3 separate regions of the Homo sapiens genome follow, and all the other regions are linked to region 1. Evidence: chromatin loops called from intact Hi-C (ENCODE). Cell type or tissue: GM12878. All regions are shown on one strand.

Region 1 (8,000 bases):
GGTGAGGGGACAGTCATCAGAATGCTGACTGCAGCCTTGTTCGTGAGAAGAGGGAAGTGGAGACAGCCAAGCTGTCCAACACTAGAGCAACGAATAAGTAAAATACTGGAGATGTAAATAATGGAACACCAGGCAGCAGAGAGAAGAAATAAACTAGAACAGTGGTTCCAGGACCAGTGACATCAAAATCATCTGATAACTTATAAGAAGTGCATATTCCTGGGCCCCAACCAGTTCTAGTGAATCAGAAAATCTGAAGATGGGGCTTAGCAATTTTTTTTAACAAGCTCTCTAGGGGATTCTGCATACTGTGCTCAAGGTTGAGAACCACCAAATTAGAGGTACACATGGATAGACACGAAAACAGTCTTACGTTAAAAATATTTTGCCTCCTAGAGGGTATCGTACAATGTCTGGAGACATATTTGGTTGTCAGAACTGGGGAAAGGCTTCTGGTATCTACTGATGGGGCCAGGGCTACTGCTGAACATCCTACAGTGCGAGGGGCAGCCCAGGGCAGCTCAGCACAACAAAGAATTATCCAGCCCTGAATGTCAGGAGTGATGACACTGAGAAACCATGATGCAACTCCTTCACAAAACCTCTCTTGTCTCCCCAAAAACAATATTTGCCAAACGTTTTTAGAAGAATACACAAATACCATGAGTTTTTAATTAGGTGTTCCATTGTTCTATTGTGAAGAACAAACAGGAACAAAGCAACATTTTATTCTAAAGAGTGTGTGTGTGTGTGTGTGTGTGTGTGTGTAGCTAAAAGCATTTATAATAGTTGACCTTAGTGTTGAGAAATAACATGACATGATGCCTGAAGCAAAATCTCTTGGCTTCCCCTTGGTCAACAGGTACCTTTACCAAAGAACTGCTGCAGGTTTGCCATCACCTCAGTGGTCACTGATCTGTGTGTGATGTATCCTTTCTTTCTTTCTTTCTTTCTTTCTTTTTTTTTTTTTTTTTGAAACGGAGTCTCCATCTGTCACCCAGGCTGGAGTGCATTGGCGCCATCTCCCACCTCCCGGGTTCACACTGTTCTCCTGCCTCAGCCTCCTGAATAGCAGGGACTACAGGCGCCTGCCACCACGCCTGGCTAATTTTGTTTTTTTTGTATTTTTAGTAGAGACGGGGTTTCGCCATGTTAGTTAGCCAGGATGGTCTTGATCTCCTGATCTCGTGATCTGCCCGCCTTGGCCTCCCAAAGTGCTGGGATTACAGGTGTGAGCTACCACACCCGGCCCCTTTCTTATATTTTTAGCATATACCTTTGATATTATTCTTGACTTGTATGTTTAAACGTATCCAAGTTTGATCACTTTATACAGCAATTAATTATTCTGTGGAATCATATCTTTTGCCATGAACTTCAACCCAGATGCATGTTTTATATGATGATTTCTGTTAATTTCCTGATAATATATAATCCTTGTTAATATCTCATACTCAAATCTTTGGATCATTGCTAAGTGAGAATGGCTGCTTCCTCTTCTGAATTTTTCTCTTTGTGTCCTGTTTGGCACTCTGTACCTTTTAATTTAGGGTCTGGATTGTCTTTTACTGGTCTTACACCAGTCAGAATGGCTATTACTAAAAAGTCAAAAAATAACAGATGTTGGAGAGGGTGTGGAGAAAAGGGAAGTCTTATATACTGTTAGTAGCAATGTAAATTAGTACAGCCTCTATGGAAAACAGTATGGAGATTTCTCAAACAACTGAAACAAAACTACCATTTCATCTAGTAATCCCACTACTGAGTATCTACCCAAAAGAAAATAAATTGTTATTTGAAAAACAGGCCCTCACTTGCATGTTTACTGCAGCACCATTCACGAGAGCAAAGTGTCAACCTCAGTGTCCATCAAGGGATAAATAAAGAAAATGTTACACACTCACCCACACCCACACATACCCACTCACACACTGAAATACTATTCAGCCATAACAAAGAATGAAATCATGCCTTTTGAAGCAACACTGATGAAACTAGAAGCCATTATCTCAAGTGAAACAATCAGAAATGGAAAGTCAAATACTGTCATGGTTTGCTCTTGATGTCCCTTAAACCTCTATACTGTAAGAACTGTAAGGAACGTTGCAAAAGTTTGAAACATATAATTTATGTATAATTACCTGCCCATTAACTTTTTCCCCATGATATTTACTTGACCACGTTTCATTAAATGTTTAAGGTATAATTCTTGCAAATATGAAAGATCACAAAAGATGCATGTTGGAAATTTTCCAGAACGGTTACTATATTCAGTATCAAGACAATACTTTTACTGCCATTTGTTTTTGAAAAACAAATGGATTTGAAATATAGACACTGATTTATATGAATCAAACCTCTAAGTTTATCCAAAGAAACCAACAGGATGCTGAGTAGCACAATGTGAGGTGATGATTAAAAGCCAAAAGATATGGCCAGTGGCTGTGTTGGCAGTGGCTGTGGGGCCCTAGTCACGCCACTGCATCATGAGTGTTTCTGGGCACCTACCTGGCAAGCTCACGGTCTGCATAGCCACCATCTGCGGCCACCCTGGCTCATCACTGCACCATTGAACCTCACATTGTAAAGAATTTCCTTCCATGGTGTGGTGCTCCTGCAGTTTTCCCCCATTTCACTAAGTGATACCAGCATGCCCTCAACTCTGAGAGTCATTATATGACTCATCTGTTTCCCTCACCTTCAATGTTGGTCTATTGTCAAGTCGTACTGATTGTGCTCCCTCCAAAATATATCTGAAAATCTGCCTACTATTCATTCCCATTCAGCCTTCATTGGTTCTTGCTGGATAAATATAATGACCTTGAACTCTACATTGAATTTTTAATCTTGCATTTGAATACATTTCTGGGTGGCTCCAAATTTCCCTTTCCCCTACCTCAAAAGGGAGTTGCAACTACAAGTGAAGTATGTCCTACTCTATAGATTTAGAAATAGAACCACCGCTGAAATACATGTTCCCAATCTCCCAGCACGTTGAGATCAAAGGGAAAAAACCCAACCGATCAAAATCGTACATGCCTCATGTACTGGAAACTCCAGAACTACTGAGAGTTTCATATGGGTCTATTCTTACTTCATTGTGGTCACCTCTGGTTTACAACTCATATGTACGTTTAACCATTTCAGTGTATGAGGGTTTTTTTTAACCATCACATGCATACTGTATCTATTCCCCATGGTACCATCTCAAGCATGGAATTCATTCGCTTAATTAATTTACACTCACATGCACACATACACACACACACATCTTTTTGTGTGTGGACTTTACTAAGGTTTAGTTAGGAAGGAAAGCTACAGATTTCTTAGGTACACGTGACATTGTGATACACGCATACAATGTGTAATAATCAAATCAAGGTATTTAAAATATCCAGCACTTCAAACATTTATCATTTGTGTTGAGAACATTCCATATGTTCTCTTCTAGCTACTTTGACATATACCATAAATTATTGTGAACTATAGTCATCACACAGTGCTATCAAACATTAGACCATATTCCTTCTATGTAACTGTTTTTTTGTACCCATTAACCAACTTCTCCAGAAATTTGCACAATCATTATGTATTAGTTTTAGAAAAAGAATTATTTACTTCTCATCAACAAAAACTTCAAATGAACTATCAGATATTCTTTTTCTGAGACAGTCTCTCGCAATGCAACCACAGGGGATTTCTCCCCGGGTGGTTCGGGGCTCCCAGTCCTCCAGTCTCATGCCACCGGGCTACCCATTCCTCTCCTCTCATGCAGGGGTTTTTAGCCACATCTTTTGTTCCTTAGTTTCTGGTAATCACAATTCTCAGGCTTTTTCTATAACCTCAACTTATGAATGTTACTTCAAAGAAAGACAGATTCTTCCTAAGAGGAACTCTCTTTCATCTGTTAAGATATTTTGTTATTCTCTCTTAAAAGGGGCTGAAGATTTCCACTCATGTTGAATGTTTCTAACAATTTGAGTTTGATATTTACCCTACAGTTATTAACCAATAATTTCTTATGAGTGTGGCATCCTTTTTGTTGCTGCGATATCATCATGGTGTGCAAAATGTGTCAAGAATTCTGCTCTCATGGAGGGCAGAATCCATACATGTAGTAGTATCAGTTACTGTTAAAGTGTAACTACAAAAAGAGAAGGCTTTGCAAGAAAGGAATTCAGTCCTGTGAAATCATACCACATGCAAATCTAACGTAGTCTGAAGTTTGGTGAGTTTGAAGCAGTGGTTTGTTCCTAAAGGATTAGCAACGGTCTCTCTGAGTGGTGGGGCAGGGGACAAGCCCTAGTGAGTAGTGTTTGCTGATTTTCATGTTGTAAATGTCCTCATTATGGCTGATTTCAAGCAATCAATATGAATGTGGAATTGGGAAGACAAGTGCAGTAGCCACCATCATATAGCATTTTTATTATACAAAAATGACCTCAAGATTATAGAGTACAATGTGGTGAAAATAATTAGAAAGTAATGAGTTTTGCATATTTATTACCTTTGCTTTTAATATATTTATGAGTTTATGTAATTTCATTTTTAATAATAGCTCTGTTGAACAATCAGCTCATAAAATGTCTGAAAATTTAACAGTCAGTCTTTGTGAGCTCATTTAAGCTACATCTGGCACATTACTGAAGGTTGGGCGGATTTAACAGGATTTGAGGAGCACACAAAGCTAGCAGCCCCTGCAAAGGCCCTGTGGTGAGAGAGAGATTGGCAAGGCTGTTATGGATTTTTGAACTTCATCTTAATGACAAGTGAAAAAGCTACAGGTTTTTAAGTAGGAGTGAAATGGTATGACTGAACTTGGAAAAGTCCTGTGGTGAGACGAGGGGGTTTTCCACTGTCACTGAGTGGTTTTGTTTGAATTTGAGTAAACACCCAAGGACAGGGGTTCAAGCTCTGAATGGGGACTAGCCTTTTACATTCCATCTAACTCTGAAGTTCCATGGCAATCAAAGACTAAACTTGTAGAGGAGAGGCAGAAGAGGTGAGAATTGATGAATTAAGAACCTAGAAGAGGTGTGTTGCACATTATAAATATATATATGACAGCAACTCGAGGACCAAAAAAAAAAAAGCCTTATCTTTAAAATAAATAGCCACAGGAAGCCAAGTGAGTCAGGTGTTTTTTCTCTCTCTCCCTCCTCATGGGTTCCTATTTTTAAAACATCACTTCCTTGAAGTGTCAGACAATTATATCTGCTAATATATTTTTGCCAACATGATCCTAAAGAGAATAATATGAATTATTTATGCTGCTCCCTTTTGGCGGGAGTGAATAGGACAGTAAAGGCTCTGACATTTCATTTTAGGAAATTTCTAGTGCAGGAGATTTCAGAAAGCACAACCCAAGATTAAGAAGACAAATGAGCAGCTTCAATGTAGAGGGAAAATAATCCACCAGCAATTCCAAGCCCCCCTTTCGGTTATAGCTGTCAATTATGGCATTGGCTTTTATTTCCCCTATCCCCAGGTGATAGCCACAGCTTCCTGTCTCCTCAGCTGCCTGTCTTGGGGGTGCCTCTGCCAGACCTCTTTCATGGCAAGAGCCCTGATGCCACTACAGCCCCCACGTCTGCCCATAAACCCTGTGCCACAATCCACCTCTTAGTCACCAAACTCTTCAAGTCACCACCACCCCGGACATTCATGACAACAGCCCACCTTCCCCCCTTCACTGCCCGTTCAGATCTTGTCCCCATCAGTCCTGGGCCAGGTGAGTCTTAAGAAAAACACCTTTGGAGACAGTCAAGTTCCTGCTTCATTATGTATTAACCATGTTATACTTGGTAAGCTGGAGAAACTCTCTTGGTCTTAGTTTTCTGATGTATAAAATGGGGACTTTTTTTCCAAGTTAGGTATTGAGAAAATGAGTGTTTCAAAGTGCCTAGCACCTTCAGTGAATGATAGCACATTGCTTTCTATGATTATTAATTTTATGCACTACCTGGTTTGCCATGCATCTGTGTGTTTTTCAAAGTCCTGCTAATTTATTCATTCTGAGCATCTGCCATATGCCAGGCACCATGCTGTCCATCTTCTTTTGCTGGCTGTAGTTGATAGGAGCTTGTTGTATTTTGTCCAGAGATGCTTTTATCACTTTTCATAGAATATTAGTTCTGTGTTGCTGCTGAACTAAGTGCTAGAGTTCTACAGAGAATGCAGCAATGTGTTCCAGCCCCAGAGAGTTGACATTCCTGCATATCCATCATACATAAGTGCCATTCTCCTGAAGAGTCGTTTCTGAATATATATTGCTAATGTTTACTTCCTAAGAGTGCATTTTTAAAGTTAGTCTATGGCCAGCTGGCCCATTAGAGATACATATCTTTTTCTTTTCTTTTCTCTTCTTTTTCCTTTGGAGTGGAATAGGAGAAGACAAACCACTACTCAATAAGCATCTACTATGTGCCTGCACTTCTGTGAGGTTTATAGTCATTATCTCATTTTTTTCCCTAGAACAACCATATGAAAAGCCTTTCTTTACGTGGTTTTATAATCAAGTTAGCCAAAAGTCAGAGAGGTTAAGGAACTGATTCCCAATCGTAGGATTTGCAAAGCCTGAACCTGGGCTTCCTGACACCAAACCTGGGCATTTTGTTGCATGCAATGCTATAAATCTACGATTGATTGCATAGTTCCACCATTCTGGTCTTGGGCCCACACATATCTCCTCTCACAACATTATGGCAAAACTAGTTACATTGTACTGTCAAGTGAGACAAACCTGGCATTACCCAGCCGAATCTTTCCCTCTTCTTTATCAGAGAATTCAGGTCACTTTTACTCAGGACCAGTCTGTTGAGAAGTTTGTCCTTTTCGTGATTGAGGGAAGCATAACAAAAGTAAAGTTGAACAGACTCACCATTGAAGACACAGCAATTTAGCAAGAAATATGACTAAATGACTTGCAACTGTATTCACCATGTGTCTTCTAGATTATGGCCAAATCCCAGCTGCCATCACAAAAATCTTCTTCGATGTCAAAATTCCTGGTATTTTACATCAGTGCTTCTTCAGAAAGCTCATCCCTTTCTGGCCCCCTTGTAAGGATCTTGGACTCTGGGGATCTTGGTCTATTTGATGAGTACAGTGGTCAAGGAGAGCCAGATCAGACAGAAGCACCTGCCTGCTACCCACGGGGACATGAAGTTGTTAACAGCAGCCTGGACTCTGCTGGCTCTAGGACAAAGCAGGTGAGCTGAGTTGAGGTGGGTGGCGGGGGCGGGTGGCACATAAGCCTGACTCACACCTGCTGTTGACATCAAACAGTCACATGTTCCTATGGTGCCTGTTGTTTATGTCAATGAAGGGTAAGCCCTGAGGTCAGGAAACTCAAGATTTCTCCCATCCGAATGTTCCTAGAGTGAAGACGGCAAATGTGCCATCTCTTTTCTTTCTTTATTTAGAGGCATTCTATGTAAGATCAGGATGCTAATGCTTTGTTATGTCCATTGAAAATATCTTCTCCCAAGATGGGACTTGCCTTCTCACTGTTTTCATGGAATCTTTTGATGAAAATAAGTTCATATTCCATTTCACATTGATTGGTGGTGGTTGCCTGCAGCATAACTTTACAAAGAGTTCTGAGATCCTGGGCTGGCTCAGTAGGAAAGAGAACTATGATCTATTAGAAATGTCTGACAACCATACAGGCCCCTGGGACTGTTGTTTTATAGCCCTGGAATAAGCTAGCTAACTAGTCAAATGGATTTCAGCTCACTTTCCTGCCAAGGTACCCATTGGATAGAACTCTGGGAGCATGCAAATGCAAAGACAGAAATTCATGAAAGAAGCAGAGATAGTGCAGACTTTCAGTAAATAGTAGACACACACACGTAGATCATTTCTCAAGGAGAAAGGTACATTTTACCTTCCTAGGGGAGGTGAACTAAGCTCTAGATTTGAAGGATGAATAAGTTTAAAAAGTAGAACAAAATTGTATAAGTTTTCATATATGCAAGACTAATAAGTTCTAGAGATTT
Region 2 (8,000 bases), 61 kb before region 1:
CTTCATCTCAATGCTCTGAGCCATCTCAGACAAGTCATTTAGATGAAGAAGCTAATTTTCCAAGAAGAGCTAGTAATACCTGCCACCCAGTCCTGCTGTAAGGATCGGGGAGGAAAAGGAGGTCACAACTCCTGGCAAAGAAGGGATGCTTGATTAGCTTAATTCTCACTCGGGTGAGGAGCCCATCTGTGGACTACGTGCCAGGGAGCTCCTGCTGTGCTTTTCATGGCAAGAGGAAGAGCAGAAGCTCCAGCCTTCCCATCCCATGGGCTTGGCTGTGAGTCAGGTGGCTCCACCTGGACACCTGTGGGCATCCATGGGTAGCTGAGATACCGGGGCTGTCACAGCACCTGCTACTCTCTCTGTCTCTTGGACCAGAGCCCTCCAGCCAGTGCCCACCTGCGAGGTACAGTCATTGCAGTCCCCTAGCCTCCCGCTAGGATCAGGACATCCACCCAGAAACCAGGCAGTCCTCCTCCCTGAGTCAGATTCTGCTTTTCAAAGGGTTAAGGAACTTCTTGCATATCCAGAGGGTAAGGATATCATCATTCTCCAGTATCATACAGATGTAAAATGACAGGGCAAGGGAGTTAAAGTAGGTCTGGCCTACCTAACTCTGAAACTCCTGCTCTTTCTAATACTATCACTCTGCTTTTCACACCAAAGAGGAATAACAAAACTACCTTTCTGACTGGTAAAATAAAGCAAATAAATAGATAAGGAGATTAATTTTAAAACTGGTCCACCAAACTTTGCCAATTTCAAAGTCTTTTTTTTTCACTATAAATATTTCTTAAACTTTTGAGTCCTGCTAATTTTTTTTTTTTTTTTACTATACTATAGACATCAGGGATGGCATTTTTTTTTTTAATCAGGCACAAATTTCGGTGTCTCAGACTGACCACACCACTTTTGGTGTCCACAAAGAGAAAGTTGGACTCCAGGCTTTCTCCTGTGGGAAAAAGCACACAAACCACTGTCCTTTTACCTATTCCTTCACACCCATGGGTGGAAACTGTCTGGGTGCCCTTCTAGCATCATGGTGCTCGGATATCTTGTCCCTGCCCACCACACACCCATGCTGGGTGACAGCAAATGCTCTGTCCATGGGAAAATGCTGCTACTGGAAAGAGGAGTGTTCTGAACACCAAAGCCCACAATCTCAACCATGGCCTCTCAGGAAATCCCTTTTCCATGGGCGGCCACATTGGCATCATTTCTCAGTTCATCTTCCAGAAAACACCTCCTGTCCCCACCAAGAAAAGGGAACTGGGGCTCACAGTGATCCCACGGTACTTACTGCCTGTTCATAGTTCTTGGCACCTGGCGGGTAAGAGGGATCTTCAATTCAGCCTGTGGAAACAAAAGCAAACGCGTTACTGGAACTTCCACATCATGTTTTAATTCTGGGGAACAAGCCACTGTTGCTGCTTGTTAAAATCGGATACAGGTGCTGGTTTAAAGGAAATGACAGAAAGAGAATCAATCCAGGTCAAGAATTGGCTTATTTCTGGAACACAGTTGGGGAGGGGATTTCTTTCTCTGACAGGCTGTCCTCTTTCTGTCAGCATTCATCCCATCTGCCCCCGGGAGCTGAGCAAACATAAACTGAGCCTGGTTTTCCCTGGCGTGCAATTGTGTGCTTCCCCTGGGCACCGAGGGCACGTTAGCCAGGCTTGGCTGGCTCTCCTCTGAGCCAGAGCATGCAGAAAGGGTGCTTTTCATTTCCAAATGTGGCTTTACCATAAAATATTTATTGCAAGTTACAGTTCTATATCACTTTACGTAGAATGCAACATTTTATTTGAGCCTTGTATTCACCCACATAGTAAAGATTATTAGTGTTATTTACCATATAAATTAGCAGCAGAGACCCTGGGAGTATTCAGTAAGGGCTTCGTATCAATGATCTCATATAATCTACTCAAAGGCCCTGAGAGGTGTAAAGGATATCAGCTGAGGTTCCAGCAAGAAACAGATGACACTCTCAAATTGGGTAATTTGAGAACAGCTTAATAAAGAGACCATTTAAAAGGTGTGGGCAGGGTAGAAGGAATCCACAGAAGACAGTGAAGTATCTGGGAGTGGTAACAAAAGGGCGCTGTCACATGCCTGGGCTTGGAGGGATTTGGGGACCAGGTAGGCACTGGGACACAGAGACAGGTCTCTCTTTCTGGGTTGCGGGTAGAGGAGCTGTGGCTTTCAGTTGTGGGACCTGCAGGGAGGGAGCTGTGTTGGGTGGAATGAAAATCCCCATCTCACGCTCCCTCTGCCCTGGATCTCCTGATGCCATCTCCCATTGGCCAAACTCAACAGAAAGCCAAGGGCGAGGAGCTGTTAATATGGTTTTATATCTATCAGCTTCCCTGGGCTCCCAGATGAGAGGAATAGGGTAGAGAGTGGGTTTTACAGTTAGACAATGATACCCAGGAAGATTTAATTATGTGACCGAGAACACCCATCCCGCAATAAGAGCTGAGGTCCAGAGGACCCAGAAATTTCCATTTCCTAACCTGTCAGCATATGGCACCCCACTGAGCCTTCGGCATTTTTAGTATATTCTGCCATTCATCTATCCATTCATTCACTCATCCATCTGGGAAACTACCATTTACTGAAAATGTACTTTGTGCAAATATTGTGCCCAGTGAGACACAGTCCCTGCCCTTAAGCCACTTCTAAAACTAAGTATAGTATAGTTCCTGCATCCCTCCGTGACATCCCTCCTCTTATTAAAATGTTTTGCAAAAAACAGATAATTGTAAAACAAAACATAACAAATCCTAACTCTGTCTTGGAGAGCCAGCCAGGGTGATCTTCATAGAGGAGATAATACTTGAGCTTTGTCTTGCCAGGTAAGTCTGGGTCTTCTGGGCTCAAAATTAAGGGAGGTGTTCCAAGCAAATGGAGCATCATGCGCAAAGGTGTGAAGATGTTACAATGTATATTGTGCCAGAGTGGCTTTGCACATTTTGGTGAAACTGGAAGGGTTGGTAGCTGGGATGTTGGTAGTACATGAAAAAGAATGAGGGAAGGTCCCTTGGATTGAGATGATCAAGGATCATGCATGCTAAGGGATGGGATCTGAACTTCAACTGTGTGATCTTCAACCCATACTCATAACCCATACTAAAGAACTTGAACCAAGCTCTATGTCCTCTGATACCCTGTGTATTTTCCTCTGCCCTCACCCACCAGCCTCATCCCCTCGTCTTATGCTTGTAGGTCAATATTGACAGCAGGGAAAGGGGAGGCGGCTGTTAGGCTTTCATTCACTGATGGCCCACTGTGGCAGTGTGTAGAGTGTCTAGTCCATGGTCTCATTTGGAAGTCATTTCCATCATGGCAGTGGGGAAGGGGACTTGAACTTTCATCAGTGTAATACAAAGAATGCACATCAAATACTGGAAGGGTCCTGGACTGGAAGTTGAGAGACCTCTGTTCAGTTCCAGTGCTGCCATTAACTAGCCGTGTGGCCTTGAAGGAACACTTGGACCCTCCTAGTTTATAAATAGTAGTATCAATATCTTTCTTTTACAGCATGTCTTAAGTGTGAAATAAACTGAAACATATGAAAATGTCTTACAAACTATGAAATGTTATGAAACACGGATATGCAATTACTTGCATAGCAAAGCAAAGTTTGCAAGTTGCTTTAGCATCAGTCATGTTATATTTGGGTATGTGGGGTTATTGATGACAATTTTTGAATATTAGTATTTATAGAGATTAAATTACTTGATTACAGTCATACAGGACAAATCCATCCCCCATCCCTTAAGAGTATCTACCACTTAATGATAGCTGCTTATACAGCTACTTCATTCTTCAGAATGCATTAAGTAGCATCGAAATGGGACAAAATAAACTAGTCTTTACGGACAGCTCCCTGTGTGCCTGGATCTTGGCCAGTTCTTGTGTACAGAGTAAGGGGACCACAGATGCAGAACAGTTCCCTGCAAGGCTTATGCCTCAAATCAGAGTTCTGGCAAGGTGGCCAATGAAGCTGCTTTCCAGCCCCAGCCCTGCCATGCACTGTGCAGCTTTGAGTAAGGCATTGGAGCTTTCTGGGCTTTCGTTTCTTCACCTGAAAAATGAGCAGCTTAGGCCAAATAGGTCTTTTTCAGCTCAAAGAAATGGAAATAGTTTCATTAAAAAAAAATACAATCCATCAATATTTGGTGACAAAAATGGTTTCAAAAGTTAGAGTATGTCATTACATTTCTTATATTTTATTGTCTTCTCCAATAGAGCTCTGTGCAGAGCCAAATTGCAGGAGATTCTGCCAAATTGCTAACACCTAGGATAGCAGGGATGGAAACGCAAGGGATCAGGGAGGAATCCTTAATTTTTGCCTTATATGTAAACCTCTGTATATTATTTGATTGGTAATATCAGTGCTTATTAGACTTGTATTTTGAAATTTGAATAAAAGTTAAAAATATTAGTAGCTTTTGAGAGATGCAAGCACTTTATTGTATAAGAGTTTAAAAATATTATAGAGAGATCCCAAACTCTTCTGACATTTTAAAAAGCAGAATTTGAGGCCAGATGCAGTGGCTCACACCTGTAATCCCAACATTTTGGGAGGCCGAGGCGACTGGATCACCTGAGGCCAGGAGTTCGAGGCCAGCCTGGCCAACATGGTGGAACCCGTCTCTACTAAAAATACAAAAACTGAGCTGGGTATGGTGGTGGGCGCCTATAATCCCAGCTACTAGGGAGGCTGAGGCAGGAGAATTGCTTGAGCCAGGGAGGTAGAGGCTGCAGTGAGCCAAGATTGCACCACTGCACTCCAGCCTGGGCAACAAGAGTGAAACTCTATCTAAAAAAAAAAAGAAGAAAGCAGAATTTGAGGCCTTGGCAACCCTTACCAGAGACTGAGTTAGCCACAAAGTGTCATCAGCAAGACAGAAGAGATGGCATTCTACAGGGGAAACAGCTGTGCTCTACTCAGAATGGCTGACACCTTGAAAGCACCATACTCTGATCTAATCTTAGCCATCGTGCAAAGGATGTGGTGAAGTCAGTCAGAAAGAGTCTTATGTCCCCTGGCTTTTTGAAGGTAATAAATTATAGAGAATACAAGGCCCTTCCCTTCCTCATGTGTGCATTTTCAAAGACAAGGCAGTGAACACAGATCACCTGTTATATATCCCCCATCTCCCCACCTCAGTAACCTCATAGGGTCTGTTTTATGATCCTCATTTTATACAAAACCAAACAAGTTTTAGTTATAAAGGAAATAATGTATACCCTGATCCATTTCCAAGACGAAGTGCCTTGAATTGGCTTAGGTCAGCAAACTATAGAAGAAACAGCTTCCCCCCAACTTAGTTGCCCTCACCTGAACTAAAGAAGCTTAGTCTAAGATAAAAGTTTGCTAGTACGCAAAATAGCTCGCTTTGTCTCTTCTTATCAGCCTACGCAGCTACTTAGGTCGTAAGTCAAATACTTAAAGAGCCCCTAAGCTAACTAAGATTGCAATGCATTGTGGGCTGCGACAAAAATGCACCAAGACAACCCTAAAAAAACCACCTAAAGTTCCTGCCTAACAATCAATAGGCAATGTCAGGGAAGATTGTGACCCCATAGTACTCAGACTACGAGGAAGTGGGGGAGGGAACTGCGCACTATGGGATAAATTGCTTGTTGAAACTGTGCTAGGTGTGAGTGCATGCCAGACACTGGATCTTGCAAGACTGCCATTGAAAGTCTCACTTTTGCGTTCTCTGGATCTGTGAGTCCATTCTCTGGGTTTGAACAGGTGAGTTTGTTTCTCACAGTTATGCTTTGGGACAACTGTTTAACCATTCTGAGCCTCCGTGTGCTTATCTGTAAAATACGGGTAATACAACAGCTACCCTTAGGACTCTTATGAAGATTACATGAAAAAATACCATATCTAAGACATGGGGGAAATAGTGGTTAATATGAATCTGAACTTGAAGATTAATTAAATGCCTTATATCACTTTAAGTGCCTTAAAGTGGCACTTAGTTAGAAATGAAAGATGCTTAGGTAAGCATTTTTAGGTAAGCATCTGCTAATAACCACTGATGTAATCATAGAATCTTGTACCCGCCTATGCTTTGGAATTATCTGGAAACCTTAAAAAATATAATGTCCCAGAAAGTTTGATTCAATTGTTTTAGGGAAAAGCCCAGGTATGGACATTGTCTAAATGTCCCAGATATTTTAACAGGCAGGGAGGCAGAAGGGAGTGGACTTGAGTGTCAGTCTATTCCCATCTCCATCTACCCAGCACCACTGACTGGCAGCTTGTCAGTGAACACACCGATTTTTCTCATTCTTATGGAAAGCACCAAATAATCACATGTTCATTCACCTTGCTGTTCCAAACACATCTTAAATAGACATTTAGGAACTGGCACTGCTTGTAAATAATCCTCCATACACTTAGAATTATTTCTGAGTCAATTTTTAGCGGAATGTTTTTAAAAAACCTATCACATCCAAAGATTTTAACAATTTGATCATGGAAAAGTTTTCTAATCATGTCAAGCATCAATTTCTCTCTCAGGTCTTATTTATAGGCAGTGAAGAAGTAAAGTCCAGGCTCTTGCAATTGTACAGGGTAGAGTTTACTACTGTATCTGCAACTATTTATGAGGCTTTACAATGTGCCAGTCACGTTCCAGATCCTAGGAATTAGAGAGCATAGAGCATAAGGTATTATGGGAACACAGGGAAAAATATGCCCCAGAGGGATCTACACAGCTTTCTATGGAACAGGTTCTTACCCAGCTTCACCACAACTCCCCTCAGAAGTAACCCCAACTCCCCTTCTCTTGCCTGATTGCCCTGGACAGAACTTCCAACACTACGTTGAATAGGACAAATGTCCATCAGTGATAGACTGGATTAATAAAATGTGGCACATATACACCATGGAATACTATGCAGCCATAAAAAAGGATGAGTTCATGTCCTTTACAGGGACATGGATGAAGCTGGAAACCATCATTCTCAGCAAACTATTGCAAGGACAGAAAACCAAACACTGCATGTCCGCACTCACAGGTGGTAGTTGAACAATGAGAACATATGGACACAGGGAGGGGAACATCACACACTGGGGCCTGTCAGGGGGTGGGGGGTCTGGGGGAGTGATAGTATTAGGAGAAATAACTAATGTTAATAAAAAAAGAAGTAACCCCAACTCCCACATGGACTATGATAATGGAAGGGGAGGCAGGACTTGTAGGCTGTGGAGCGTCAGCCTTGCAGGTCTTTCTCCAACAGGTCTTACTTCAAGATCTGACCCAGATCAAAGAGTATGCAACATCTTCTTGCCTTGATTCGGAGACCTTGAGAAGCTGGAATGCCCCAGAAATGGAGCACAACTCATGGTGTGTGTGCATTCACTTTCTGTAGCAATTATTTCAGTTTCTCTTCCTGGTTAGCCACAGAAATAAAGCCCATGCATAGCTCTCTCTGTCAAAGGAATGACACTGAGGTGTCATCTGTCAGTTTTGCTTGTGGAACCCGGAGTCACAGCAGGGCACTTGGCATGGGTGATATTAATAGGTCCAGAGTCGACTCTGCTGTGGGGAAGCTGAAGGAAGCTCTGAAGGTATCAAGAGGAGACCACACCCTACTTTCAGGGACTCACTGTCAGGGAGGGACCAGGCAGAAGGAGACGTGTTGGGTGGAGCAGTGTGGAGGTACAAAGGAGCCCAGGGTCCTCCAGGAGTCCACAAGGAGAGGCTGCCTGTTTTCATGATGCCAGCTTATTTCTCCAACAAGAAAAAACACCACTGTACTGAGTGCTAGACGCCAATGCAAATCTAATTGCAAATGCCAACATGGGCAATAAAATTGCCTGAGTGTATACCAGGGCTTAAAGCCTAGGCAAAAGGGCCAGAATATGCTCATAATGAATTTACTTTGGGTTGGAACTCTGTGCTTTCATTTCATTAATACAGTTCCCATATAATTTATTAACCCTGACCTGGAACTCTTTGGGGATCCAAAAT
Region 3 (8,000 bases), 220 kb after region 1:
AATTAGAGTGGCTTTAAAACTCTACTTACTCACATAGCATAAACTCAGCTTTTTTCTTCACCAAATGTCTAACCTATGTGGCTTAGGGGTCAGTTAGCGGATCCTGTGTTCTTACTTTAAACTGTTAATAGAAGGAGAACTGAATGCCCTTAGTGTTTATGTTTGCAGCCACCAACCCCACAGACAGTCCCTCCTTCTGCTCTTGCTGCACTAGGGCCACCGTCTCACAGCTGGTATTGACCATCTGCTGAAGTTCTAAAACCCACAGCAATGTGCGTCCCACTGAGCTGTTGGCTCTGGTATCCCAGGTGCCTTCCTTTCTGTTCCTCCCGCCCCACCTCCCAGGCCATGGCAGGGAGATAGTTCTTCTTTTAGGGTGCTGCTTAGCTATCCTGTTTAGGCCTCCAGATACATCTTCGATGGGACAGTGTTTTAGATTTGCACAATCTAACCATTTTCCCCCAAGACATGCATTCACAGTGCCTGAGTTCTGATCTGGACAGCTTTTAGTAATGGCTGCATATTAGGGAGGAAACCAGCACTCACTGCCCATCTCCGCCCCATGGACTTCCCTTGGACCCTTCTCTTGGAGACTCCTCTTTGGGCTGCCCAGTCCTTCCTGTGTCCTGGGTCAGGGTCACTATAGTCTATCAGACCTTTTATAACTTTGGACTTTGAAGGGAAGTAGACGAAGTTTTGATTATTTTCTTTCCTCTGTGCCCTTCTAACCATAGGTAAATCTTTGGAATCCAGGAGATAAATGATTTGCATCCCTGTTCTATGTTCTTTGGGAAATAATCTGAGCCCCAAATGCCAGTGGACACATTGGATGTTGGGTGAGGGCACTTCCTCTTGAAACCAGCTCAGAAGCAGCCAGATTTCCCTGATCCAAGCCTCTCTCAACTTTCTGAGGCTAAAGTATTTGAGCAGGGATTGGAGAACAAACAAGCCACTATGCAGAAGCAGGTTGGAAAGCATTATGGGCAGATGGAAAGTACAAAGATGAAAACTCATGCTGCATTTGGAAAGCAGCAGGTATTTCAATGCGTGCAGAATGTAAGGTGAGCAGTGGGACCATTAGCAGATGAGGTTGAAAATGTACTGGACTCTGTACTGTAGAACTCAGAAAGACTGTGAATGCTATATTAGGGAATTGGGAGTTTATCCAGTGGCTATTGGGGCCACTGTTAGAGATTACTTAGCACACAGCAATGATGCTGGGTTAATCAGATCAGGCCAGGCATTTCTAGCATGTAAGAATTTGGAGTCAAAGCCCTTTCTACTTCCAGGCCTGTACACATGCGTACCCTGCACACATGCATACCCTGCAAACAGGGCAGCCCAAAGGGCGTCTTATATAACAGGATGGCACCATATCCACATGGGCTGAGATTGCTGTGTGTCTCTTCTTTAAACACATCCTTTTCTTCAATCTTTCTTTCTTTCTTTCTTTCTTTCTTTCTTTCTTTCTTTCTTTCTTTCTTTCTTTCTTTCTTTCTTTCTTTTCTTTCTTTCTTTCTTTCCTTCCTTCCTTCCTACCTCCCTCTTTCTTTCTTTCTTCCTTCCTTCCTTTCTTTCTTCCTTCCTTCCTTTCTTTTTCTTTTCCTTTCTTTCTCTCTTTCTTTCCCTTTCTTTCTTTCTTTCTTTCTTTCTTTCTTTCTTTCTTTCTTTCACTTTCTTTCCTTTCTTTTTTCTTTCCCTTGCAGAATTGGATGGAGAAGCCATCTTAACACTTTGAAAGATAAAAAAAAATCATCTTGCTAATGTCTGCTTATATTGATTAAACATTGGTAAACAATTATAGTTTCAAATAGTGTTAAAGCTAGAAGTGAGCATGAAGGGAAGCAGCCTTTAACTTTTCACATACACACTGTAACTTTACAGCTCTTACTGAACTTTGCTGTTTATAGATCTGTACTTATGACTAGGCTTTGCACTTCTTGAAGGTAGGATTTATATTTTAAATTATTGTGTTCCCAGCCTCTACTTTTGTGCTTAACTCGTAACAGGTATAATGACTGTTTATTCAATGAAGAATTAAATCAGCAAATCCACTACTATAGTCTCCTCGTTGATGAGCAACAGACCATGAGATTATTTAGAATCTCTTGCCAATTTCTTTACTCTGGAGCTGACTGTCACAGCATCCTCTTCCCTATATAGGGTTATAGGTTGGAGGGAGCTGAGGATGAATGTGTGCCCTGTGAGAAGGTTAAAGGGAAGAAGCAGTCATCACCTGCTGAATTCTATTGCTGGCTACAGGAGATGAGAGCCCAATGCAGGGTTGCCAGGAGTTTCCTGCTTGTCCATTGTCTTCCCCACTCTGTGTCCAGTTCTCTTTTCTGATCACTGGTCCTGATAAGCACTCTGACCCCCCACCTACCACCAAAGTGCTTTACTGCAAATTTAAATAGATAAATCTATAAAAAGCTAAGAAGCTTCCATGGACTTTTCTATACCTGCCTCCTCTACAGTCCCAATTCAGCAGCTGGGTGTGCCAGTTTCAAGATTTTCTTGCAAGCTCTGACCCTCTCATCCATGCCAGGGCTGGCTAGGGTACACCAGCTGTCTAAGGTCTAATTCTTATAAATCTCTACTTCAGTAAAATTCATAGAAGTTCTGTTAGTCTGAATGAACTCTAACTGATATGTGTGTATAACACATTTTATTTAGAATATAAATATGGCTTATATATCTGTATAAGTTTTATTCTTCTTCTTTTTTTTTTTTTTTTTTTTGAAATGGAGTCTTGCTCTGTCACACAGGCTCAGGTACAGTAGCACAATCTTGGCTCGATGCAACCTCTGCCTCCTGGGTTCAAGATATTCTCATGCCTCAGCCTCCTGAATAGCTGGGATTACAGGCATGCACCACCAGTCCTGGTTGATTTTTGCATTTTTAGCAGAGACAGGGTTTCACCATGTTGGCCAGGCTGGTCTCGAACTCCTGGCCTCAGCTAATCAGCCCGCCTCGGTCTCCCAAAGTGCTGAGATTAAAGACGTGAGTCAGTATGCCGGGCCAAGTTTTATTATTCTTAAAGTTTGATCATTTCTATGGCTTCATAAGCATACAAACCCACTGGAGGAAGGAATCATTGCTGTAGTTACAAAACACTAGCTTTTGGACCCAGTTTTTCATTAGGCTTCCCTGTTCTCATTGGCCCTGGAGTTTTAGTTGGAGTTATTTCACAAGTCAAAAGGTAGATCCTGAAAGATGTCATTCTTACTCAGATCAGGAAAACCACAGCTGAGTGTTTCTTGTAAGCTCCAAAGCGTGTGTCTACTGTGGCCAACCACAGCAATCATGTTCTCATAGCCTAGTTCACAGAGGAGAGGGGGAAGTGGGGCTGTGACAAATGCTGAAGAGCCTGTCTCTGAGTCAGAATTAAGTTATGCAAGCACATGCAAATACACACACACACACACACACACACACACACACACACAGGCACATACTGCAGTTCAATTAGGGAAGAAGATCCTCCATGAGAATTATGGGATCAGAGCTTCATAGGAATTAGACCTTAGAAAACTGGTCTGCACTCACCAGCCCCAGTGCTGGTGAGCAAGTCAGAGCTTGCAGGGAAACTTCAGAGGTAGACACATTTATTCACTCTATTGAAACTGTGGAGGAAGCTGGTACAGAAAAGTCTGTGGATATCTCTTTAACATACTAATTCAATTTTTTGGGATATATACCTAGTAGTAGGATTGCTGGATTATATGATAGTTCTATTTCTATTTTTAAAATTTTATGGACCTCCATAATGGCTTTGCTAATTTGCATTTCCCTTGAAAATTGTGGTAGGATTCCTTTTTCTCCACATCTTCATCAACACTTGTTATCTTTTGTAATTTCTTTTATCATAGCCATTCTAACAAGTGTAAGAGGATACCTTGTTGTGGTTTTAATTTGCACTGTCCTCATAATTAGTGGTGTTGAGCATTTATTTATATACCTGTTGGCCATTTGTATGTCTTCTTTTGAGAAACGTCTATTCAATTCCTTTGCCCATTTTTAAATCAGGTTATTTGTTTTCTTATTATTGAGTTGTTTGGGTTTCTTATGTATTTTGGATGTTAACCCATTGTCAGATCCATGGTTTGCAAATATTTTCTCCCATTCCGTAGGTGGTCTTTTCACTCTGTTGACTATTCTCTTCACTGTGTAGAAACTTTTAAGTTTGATATAATGTTGTTTGTCTATTTTTACTTTTGTTGCCTGTGCTGTAGGGGTCATACCCAAGAAGTAATTGACCAGACCAATGTTGTGGAGCTTTCCCCCTATGTCTCTCTAGTAGTTTTACAGTTTAATTCCTTAATCCATTTTGAGTTAATTTTTATGTAAGGTGTGAGATAAGGCTCTAGTTTCAGTATGTCAAAAAACATCCCACTCCCCTGTTAATTGCAACTTTATTCACAATAACCAAGATATGGAATCAAACTAGGTGTCCATCAATGGAGGAATGATAAAGAAAATTTGCTATACATACACAATGGAATACTACTCAGCCTTGAAAAGAAAGAAATCATGTCATTTGAGACAGCATGTGTGAACCTGGAGGACGCTATGTTAAGTGAAATAATTCAGGTACAGGAAGACAAATACTGCATGATCTCACTTTTATGTGGAATCTAAAAAGAAATCTTAAATTCAGTCAGGCACGGTGGCTTACGCTTCTAATCCCAGCACTTTGGGAGGCCGAGGCGGGTGGACCGCCTGAGTCCAAGAGTTTGAGACCAGCCTGGCCAACATGGTGAAACCCCATCTCTACTAAAAATATAAAAACTAGCCGGGCATGGTGGTGGGCGCCTGTAATCCTAGCTACTTGGGAGGGTGAGGCAGGAGAATTGATTGAACCCAGGAGACAGAGGTTGCCGTGAGCCAACGTGGTGCCACTGCACTCCAGCCTCGGCGACTGAGTCGAGACTCCGTCTAAAAAAAAAAAATCTTAAATTCACAGAAACAGAGAATAGAATGGTGGTTACCAAGGTCTGTGGGGGATCCAGTTGAGGATACGTTGATGGGTCAACTGCCTCTTCGAACAAAAAGATATACAATTTAAGTTAGATAGGAGGAATACATTCAAGAGATCTATTTTATAACATGATGACCATAGTTAATAACAAGGTATTTTATTCTTGAATATTGCTGAAAGTAAATTGTCAGTGTTCTTACCACAAGAAATGTTAGTATCTGAAGTTATGTATATGTAAACTAGCTCAGTTGAGTAATTTAGCCATTACACAATGTATACATATTTTTTTAAAAAAACAGAAAATAAAAAGAAAACAATGTATGCAGTTCTGCATAGAAATCTCTAACATGTATGTATTGTTTAAACCAGTTTTCTAAGTGTGTATATTTAAAACTTTCAGAGGCAAATATACATTCGTGAACAAATGATGAATGAGTCAGAATCAAATGCTCAGTTGACAATATTAATGGTGCCTTGTTAGTTTGCAGCTTTTATAAAATGTGATGATGCTTATAATAATAACAGTTTCCAACATGTACAGGCGCTAGGGGTTATTTCTATATTTGTAAGGTTTCACCACACTTAAATTCAGTAAAGCTATTTAACGCCTCTGCCTGCAAAAACTGTCTGTGGAAGGTCATTAGCCAATTGTAGATGCATCTCTGAATTTTCAGCAAAGCATCTCTCTCTCTCTCTCTCTGCCTTTCTCTCTCTCTCTCTGCCTGTCTCTCTCTGTCTCTCACACGCACACACACACATACAGAAACACATACCCTCATACACACTTGAAGTTACTATAAAAATCCCATGCTTTTATCATTGGTTAGCCTCTTCTACTTTTATATGACATTAGATTTTCTGGTTTAAGAGCTAATTTTCCCAGAAACAAGAATAATAAAATTATCACAACAATTTTTTTAACATTTTAATGATATTCTAATCTTTCTAAAGCACTTTTACTTTTGGAACTAACCACAATGGGCAGGTATGGGCCCCACAATGGGCACTGCAACCAGTGCCCGCACTGGACTGGATGTTATTCCTCTTCAGCAGAAGATGAAGGCCCAATTGGTGAAGTGGCTCAGTGGAATCAGGACTTGAATGCAGATTCTGCTGAAGACCTGTCCAGGGAGAAACTGCTCTTCCCTATCATGCTGCTTCTCCTTAAACACCAAACCAGACCAAAAAATTAGAATTGTGTATACACATGCAAAATAAATGACATAGGCGCCTAATTTGAACTTCAAATAAATGCAATAATACTTATCCTAGATAAAGCAGAATTTGGAAGATGATTTCAATAAATCCACAATTACATCTAGAATAAGTCTTCTTAACTGGGCACCCATCCATTCCTTGGCTTCTGGAAGTTCTCGGATGCCTTAAATTATATGTACAATGTCTATAATGTAAGCACCCGAGAGAGGCCAACACATAATGGCTAGTTTATGTTGAGGTGCTGGATACTCATCTCCAACAGACTCTGTGTACCAACCCACATGGCCTCCTGAGGCACAGAGAAAACGAGTCTGTGCACAAGATTGCTCTACTCCCCTTATACAGAACAATACTTGAGTTCTGAGCAGCCCTCCTACCCCAAAGAGCAGAATCACTCTATCGTAGTGATGTTCTGGTTTCCCACCTTGGAATGGGAGGAATGTAATAAAAAACAAGCCCATTCTCCCCATCAGAGCTCCTGCTGTTGGATACTTCCCGCCTTAACAGCTGAAAAAGAGGCAATTTCTGATGAGGAAATTGGATTGGGTTGAAGAAGAGTCACAAATACCTTCTTATTTGCTCCTGACCCACTAGTGTGTACTAGGGAATGCCTGGCCTCGACCTTTTCTGAGGTCAAGGCTGCTACAGAGGAATTTATTCATTCCTTAGGCTCACATAAGAAGATATTTAACAGAAGTTTGTTGAACAAATGAGCTAAGTGTCAAGAACGACACAAGGAAGGAGCAGGGCAGAGTCAGCTCCTAGAGAGAAAGAGAGTTTTGTTATGCGGAGCTCACTTTTACTTCCCCTAGCAGATAACTTTCTCCTGCTTCTTAAAGAGGCCATGAGGTGGGGCAGGGGGGAAGGGGATGGTGCTAGTTTAGGGAAAACTTTGGGATTATGCCATTACCCCCAAGTTTTTGCAATCAACTGTTGGAAGAAAGATCTTAGACAAATTAAATTTAACAGAGTTTGTTTGAGCAAAGGAGCAATTTGCAATCAGGTAGCCTCCCGAAACAGACTCTGGTGCTGCTCTGTAGTATAAGATTTATGGAAAGAGAAAGGAAACTGACATACAGAAAACAGAAATGAGATACAGGGACAGCTGGATAGGTTATAGCTTAAAGTTGGCCTTATTTGAACACAGTTTGAACAGTTAACCATCTGTGATTGGCCTAAACTCAGTGATTGGCACAAAAGTAGGTTATGGTCTGTTTGTATACCCAGTTAGATTTCAGTTCACTGTGTATAGAGAAACCTTTAGGCACAATTTAAAATATGTAAGGGGGCAGCTTTAGGCTACATTTAGTTTAATACAACCAATAAGTAGGATTCCTGGGCTGGGGGCAAATCCAAATGAATGAAAAGAAGCTCTGACCTGTCTGTGGTGCTTTCTACTTTTGCAAATGTCCTGTTCTGTGGAGAGCTGCATAAACCAAATAGCTGACATGAAAAATAACTTAGGGGAAAAGGAGACATATACTACGGGCCCAGTGAAGCAGGGAGAAACTTAGGGGCCATGGAATTTCGAGTAAGACTCACAGACTCACAGAGAGGGGAAAGGGGTGGGGGGTAATTCAGGTCTTGTTGCTCTGTCAGAATCGCAAATTGCCCTAGAGGATGGCCAAGGACATCTCAAACCCCTCCAGCCACATGCTACTTCAGTGATCATGCACATCAGTAGCTTTCAACTATGGCTGAGCATTGGGACACTCATTGGGATCTTTTATGCTAAAGGATTCTAATAGGTGATCAGCAAAGTGAATAACCAAGCCCAGAGAAGCAACAGGGGGAAAGAATGCTG

What was found. Hi-C counts contacts between places; a loop is a spot of excess contacts. Peaks named below come from ENCODE experiments on the same cell type or tissue, not always from the same donor. Only the 100,000 strongest peaks of a DNase experiment are listed, where the experiment ranks them.
Region 2: a loop joins it to region 1, with 3 times the contacts of the local background. A loop is called at or near these places in 4 of 110 quality-filtered maps.
Region 3: it touches region 1 in a loop (3-fold over the local background); 2 of 110 quality-filtered maps call a loop at or near these places.

The regions. Positions count from the first base shown.
Region 1 is chr4:10,727,648-10,735,647 of GRCh38, forward strand. It overlaps a transcript of CLNK not described here. Among named protein-coding and RNA genes, the nearest start is that of LINC02498, 5.9 kb to the right of the region's middle. RefSeq lists enhancers at 1-29, 180-229 and a silencer at 4,713-4,762. In GM12878, no CTCF peak of the experiment used is centred here; DNase peaks (open chromatin) are centred at 2,617, 3,104, 4,188, 4,854 and 1 weaker place; H3K4me3 peaks cover 1,196 bases; H3K27ac peaks cover 5,400 bases.
Region 2 is chr4:10,666,559-10,674,558 of GRCh38, forward strand. It overlaps CLNK (cytokine dependent hematopoietic cell linker), which reads right to left. Exons shown (of 19, transcript NM_052964.4): 2 at 1,301-1,353. The coding sequence starts at 1,311. Among named protein-coding and RNA genes, the nearest start is that of CLNK, 14 kb to the right of the region's middle. RefSeq lists enhancers at 4,750-4,859, 7,668-7,737. In GM12878, no CTCF peak of the experiment used is centred here; DNase peaks (open chromatin) are centred at 4,973 and 7,443; H3K27ac peaks cover 2,547 bases.
Region 3 is chr4:10,951,681-10,959,680 of GRCh38, forward strand. No RefSeq gene overlaps it. Among named protein-coding and RNA genes, the nearest start is that of LINC02498, 220 kb to the left of the region's middle. RefSeq lists a silencer at 6,705-6,999. In GM12878, no CTCF peak of the experiment used is centred here; a DNase peak (open chromatin) is centred at 3,301.